2 separate regions of the Homo sapiens genome follow, and region 2 is linked to region 1. Evidence: read pairs that join two places in POLR2A ChIA-PET (ENCODE). Cell type or tissue: CD4-positive, alpha-beta T cell. All regions are shown on one strand. Each heading gives the region's core, and the rest is flanking DNA. Links, peaks and the distances in the headings are about the cores only.

What was found. ChIA-PET counts read pairs that join two places held together with the same protein. Peaks named below come from ENCODE experiments on the same cell type or tissue, not always from the same donor. Only the 100,000 strongest peaks of a DNase experiment are listed, where the experiment ranks them.
Region 2: POLR2A ChIA-PET joins it to region 1 with 5 read pairs; 10 of 35 experiments call an interaction of 5 or more read pairs at or near these places.

What each region holds. Positions count from the first base shown.
Region 1 is chr10:22,654,537-22,657,448 of GRCh38, reverse strand. All of the region lies in intron 1 of PIP4K2A (phosphatidylinositol-5-phosphate 4-kinase type 2 alpha), which reads left to right. Among named protein-coding and RNA genes, the nearest start is that of PIP4K2A, 59 kb to the left of the region's middle. RefSeq lists an enhancer at 1,966-2,035. In CD4-positive, alpha-beta T cell, for the core only: a CTCF peak has its summit at 2,413; DNase peaks (open chromatin) are centred at 1,618 and 2,008; H3K4me3 peaks cover 1,397 bases; H3K27ac peaks cover 2,500 bases.
Region 2 is chr10:22,721,888-22,724,799 of GRCh38, reverse strand. No RefSeq gene overlaps it. Among named protein-coding and RNA genes, the nearest start is that of PIP4K2A, 8.8 kb to the right of the region's middle. RefSeq lists an enhancer at 1,420-1,529. In CD4-positive, alpha-beta T cell, for the core only: no CTCF peak of the experiment used is centred there; a DNase peak (open chromatin) is centred at 1,319.

The DNA of each region.
Region 1 (2,912 bases), core at 131-2,630:
AAAAATAAAATTGAAGAAGTTCCTTGAAAAGACAAATTTTAGTCCCTTGAAATATGGAATACCTTTTGATAAGGGCTGATGGAAGACTGGTGCTTTGTTCCTAAACGTCATTCATTATCTTAAGTGCTTTGGGGTTATTCCCAGCTGTCTCCCATGGATGTCTGGAGGTGAAGGCATCCCATTGCAGAGGGAGGAAAAAGTACTGCGTTGCCAACAGAGTTATCTCCACCAGCTGTCTGGGGCGGTTGGTGCTTCTGAGAATGTTCTGTTCCAATTGTGGCCTGAGTGCTACAAAGTAAGACACAGATGTTTGATATATCAATCACAGTATTAGATGTTGGGGCAGATATAAAGCAAAATAAAATATGGCCCTAGAGCCAAAGTGTACATTAAATGCTGAACACTGCTCTTGGCCCCGTTGGGAACTGGAAGAGGCTTCCTCAAGCTCAGGGAGTTTAGAATCTAACTGGCGAATCATTTAGGACTCTATTTTGAAAGTCAGTTTTGAAAGTGACATAAAATAACTCAAACTGACTTGATCAGAAAGAGAACTTCAAGTATAAAAAAAATCCAGGTGTAGTTCTACCTAGAGTCTCATATAGTTTACCATGGCCTGGCTCTTTCTTTTTTCTTTGCTTTTTTTTTTTTTTTGAGATGGAGTCTGGCTCTTCTCACCCAGGCTGGAGTGCAGTGGCACGATCTCGGCTCACTGCAACCTCCGCCTCCCAGGTTCAAGCTATTCTTCTGCCTCAGCCTCCTGAATAGCTGGGATTACAGGTACCCGCCACCACACCCAGCAAATTTTTTACTTTTAGTAGAGATGGGGTTTCACCATGTTGGCCTCAAACTCCTGACCTCAGGTGATCCACCCGCCTCAGCCTCCCAAAGTGCCGGGATTACAGGTGTGAACCACCGTGCCTTTATTTGCACCCTTGTAGCAGCAAGATGGTCTCAGCAGCTCCAGCCTTACCGTGTTCACCACTGAGTCCAGCAAGACAGTGTCTCTTCCCTTAACAGTGGAATGAAAGTCTTAGGCCTGACTGTCCTTACCCCAAATTGGGTCATACGTCTGTCCCTGAAGCAGTTGTCGTGTCCAGGGGAATGGGAAGTGCTTATTTTTTTTAGGCACAGTTCCCCTCTCCCACTTCTGGAGCTGGACTGGGAATTCGAGAGGGGCCGGTGCCCCAGGTGGGGACACAGGACACTAACCAGAAGGAGCTGAGTAGATGTGGAGGAGCGGGAACAGCCGGTGTCCCTCACACGGGAGTCAGAACTCATCCATGAGGAAACAATAACATGAGATGAAACACTTAGGAGTAATTCTATATTATTTCATTAAATGTGCCATAGGAGTTGAGAGGAGGATGGCAGCAAGGTCTGGGGTCATTGAGGTCTTAATGCTCCGTAGAGCAGATCGATAGGAACTTGCCCCTTAAGGATTGGTGGATTCTTGGTTTGATTCCCCCAAGATGCTAATGGGGGAATGCCTGGAGTTGGAATTGATGCCCACTCCAGCGCTTTGTGCCCCTCCAGTGGAACGATGCAACACTACACAACACACCCAGCACAACACACTCAGCTCTTAAGGCTGACACAGGAACCCGGAAACTCCACTCTTGCACAAATCACAGATTTGGTAAAAAGCCAGGGTATGCTTCAGCAACAGTCAATAAATGAGTAAGTAAGCGAATCGTGGTACAGATGCATGTCGGAATGTTTTCTAGCCATCCAGTCATGTTTACATTTTAATAAATAGTTGTTGAGCACCTACTCATTAAAATATTTGGAAGAATTTTTAAATGAGAAACGCTGAGCTGCAGAATTGTTTACAGGATGAGTTCAGCCATCTGCAAACAACTTAGAACACAAAAGCCTAGAAGGAAATACATCAAAAAGATATGTGGTTGTTTCTGTTCTTTATACTTACCTGTAATTTTAAGACAAATGAAAAAGACCGCACAGCTGTGAACTGGCTAAATCAAGAGACAGCATTTGAAATATGGGGCGTCAGGCTTGTGCAGAGAAGAAACATAAATTACCATGGTTCTGGAAGGCAGGGCAGCAGTCACAAACAGACCTCCACCTCCTGCCGAGGGCTCCAGCTCTGAAGATCTCATCTTGTGCATGGCTGCATAGACAGGGATCGGTGCCTGTTACACTGGGTTAAGAGCTTCAGCTTTTCTTAAAAATCTTCAGACCTCTGCCTTAGAGATGGTATTTTGCAAAGTGTTTCAATTGAGTCAAATTGTTATTTTTCCACCTGGTGGTATCCCAGGGCTTCTATCAATTTACCTTGTGTATGTCCTCTGTCCTGCCTCTTGAGGCACAATTTCCTTTTTCCATTTTCATTTTTAAATTTTAAATTTTCTTTTTTAGAGACAGAGTCTCACTTTGTTGCCCAGGCTGGTCTCAAACTCCTGGCCCCAGGTGGTCCTCCCTCCTTGGCCTTCTAAAGTAGGGATTATAGGTGTGAGCCACCCTCCTGGTGCACTGTTTTTTCAGTCCACTCATTTCTGTCCCCTGCATTTTCCTTGGGTAAAGCCCCAGGCCCACTTTTGCCGTAGCCTTCTTTGATTTGCTTTAATTTGAACTTTCACAGGTAAAACCTTTCATAGGTTTCAAAGCAGTCGCACACATCTCATTTGCTGCCTTGAGATATAGCTGGATGATGCCATCATCCCTATTAAAATATGTGAGGGGAGGGCTCAGAGGTGTTAACTGCCCAGAATTATACAACCCTGGTCTCCCAACTCCAGCTTGCAGGGCTTCCCCACCATGACCAGCAGCTGGACCAGACCCTTTCTTGGGAATGCACACTTGACTACCCCTGAATCACTTTAAAACTCACCTGTCTCTGAAGACATTGTTTCTCAGCGACAGCTTCACTAGCACTGTTTGGTCTTATTAACCCC
Region 2 (2,912 bases), core at 258-2,757, 67 kb before region 1:
AAGTGCACGCCAGCACACCCAGCTAATTTTTAAATTTTTTTGTAGAGACAGGGCCTCATTATGTTGCCCAGGCTGGTCTCCAACTCTTGGCCATAAGTGATCTTCCAACCTCTACCTTTCAAAGTGTTGAGATTACAGATGTGAGCCACCACACCACATGCTAATCGTGTGCTTCTTCCTCCCTCTAAGCATTTACAGCCCTATCTCTATTGTCTTGCTATAGAAGGTACCATATTGCATTGGAAATGGCTGGCTTGCAGCTTTATCCTCCCTACTTAATTATGCACCCCTCAAGGGCAAGGGACGTGTCTTACTCACCTTTATGCTCAGAATCTTCTAGGACCTCAACACATATGTGACGAATGAATGAGCAAAAATGGTAATAAACGTACCTCTGATTTCAAGTTAGTCCCTGAGTTCTAGTTTATCAAGTTTTTAAATACCAGTAATATGACCTACTTAAAATTTGAATTTGAAAACTAAAATGGAAAAAGCCTGAGTTAGTAAAGGAAAAACAGGACTCTTCATTGAAAGTTAGTTGTGACATCAACTCTCTAAGGAGGAGCCATCCCATAGTTAAGGTGAAAGCACAAACCAGGGGCATGAATATTGTGAATAATCAAGACTCCCCATCTTTAAAATTCAGACCTAGAATTTTATGTAACAACGATTTCATCTGTAACTTCCTTTTAGTGCAACACTCAAATGTTAGCTAGTGCTAAAAGTATGGAAGGGTGTTTTTTTGAAAAGCTGTTTTTCAGAGTCTAAAAAACCCTCAAGCCCAGTTCCATCGCTTCTGAGATTTTATGAGACTTTCGAAACTGACTAGGGCCATGTCTGAGGGTGACAAGATGAGCACCAGATTACTAATTGAAAATACCCAGAACTTTCTATCAGGCACTCAAATCCAAAACTAAGAGAACTCAGGAGGCTGAGGCAGGAGAATCGCTTGAACCCAGGAGGCAGAGGGTGCAGTAAGCTGAGATTGCGCCTTTGCACTCCAACCAGGGCGACAGAGCGAGACTCTGTCTCAAAAAAAAAAAAAAGAAAAAGAAAAAAGAAAAAAAAAAGAAAACTCATGGGTTAGAATTTCATGATGTTTGCACACGTGACAGGAGAGGGTTCCGTGGGTTTGCAGACTTCTGTGTAACTGAGGTAAAACTGGATAGGCTCCCCAAGTTTGGGAGCACAGGTATGGGTGACAGATGGATCTAGGAATGCCTTTGCAGTGGGGGCCTCCTGAGTGATTGTTCTGGGGCTGCTTCTGAAGGCTACAACCGCAAATTTCAGGAACTGAGAGTGGTGAGGAGGAAGTGGAAACAGCCTGGGTAGCACCAGGAATCTCTCTGGGACCTCTTGTTCCTCTCACCTACCTCAATTCTTCCTCCTGGGTTAATGAACAGGAACCACACAGGGTTCACCAACTCATACCCTCAGCGCTACCGGGAAAGCAAGGCAGTCCCTGGCTAACTCTCAAAGCTGTTGTTCTGTGTCTTCCATTTGGTTCTCGAGGGCAGTGGAGACCCTGGGAACTGCCCCATCCCTGACCACTGGACACAGCAGCATGAAGAAGACTGTGATCCTTTTCTTACGCTGATCTCAAGTCATATTTTTTTAGATGCTTTTCAAATATGCACATCAATTATTTCTCTAGGTTATCTTCAGTGTAGCATCAGTACAGTGTATACTATATTTTAGAATTTAAAAACTCCATGAAAGCAGACCTTAGGTGAGATTTCCCTCTAGGTACCTTCCCATTAAGAGCAGTAGGCATGTAAATTAAGAGTGCCCCTTGATTGCAGGAATGCGGAAAGCACAAATAAGGCCAGGTACGGTGGCTCACGCCTGGAGCCCCAACGCTTTGGTAGGCTGAAACAAGAGGATTGCTTGAGCCCAAGAGTTCAAGGCTGCAGTGAGCTAAAAAAAAAAAAGGCACAAATGAAGGTGTGGCTGAGATCTTCCACTATGCACTGCTCTAGGCAGGGAAGCTAGTTTGAATTTTCTCCTTGCTTCCTGCTTCTGGACTTTTCCCTTGCCCAGGGCAAAAGGCTCAAGCTAAAATCTTCTGATTCCTTTGCTTCTTGGCCTTTTGGCTAAGATCAAGTGTAAAATCTTCTAATTCCTCTGGTCTTGGCATTCAGTGTTGGCTTCAGGTCTGAAGGTCACACCAATTTGTCTGGACCTTGTTGATCTACAAAGAATAGAATCTTTCCTCCCGGCAGCCATTTAAAAAACTCTCCTAAGGGCTGGGCATCCTTATTTTTGGAGGCTCCAACCCTTCAGCGTATCAAACATATGAAAATGCATTCACAGTCCACATTTAATTCAACGTTTTTGCTGTAAAATAAATTAGAAAAGATTTTTATAATTTTGCTCTAAAAATGTTTAGCTATGCCTTTTTTTTTTTTTTTTTTTTGGAGATTCAGAATCTCAATCCACCCAGACTAGAGTGCCACTGATCACAGTTCACTGCAGCCTCAATCTCCCAGGCTCAAGTGATCTTCCCACCTCAGTCCCTCGAGTAGCTGGGACCACAGGCACACACCACTATGACTGGATAATGTTTTATTTTTTATAGAGGCAGGGTCTCCCTATGTTGCCCAGGCTGGTCTCTAACTCCTAGGCTCAAGCAATCCTACCACCTCAACCTCTTAAAGTGCTGGGATTACAGGCATGAATCACCACGTCCAGCCAAACATTTAATTTTTGATTGACTATTTACTATCTTTTTTATCAATCATTATGCATACTTGTAACATAAGAAAAGCTAACTCACAAATTCTTTATATACGTAATGACTTTTTAAATACTAAATTTAAATTTAATAAATGGCAACATTTAGTCAAATGTTATTATTGATATCACTTTTGCAGTTTTCTTTTGTAATCAAAATTTTTGTTTTCACATCTCAA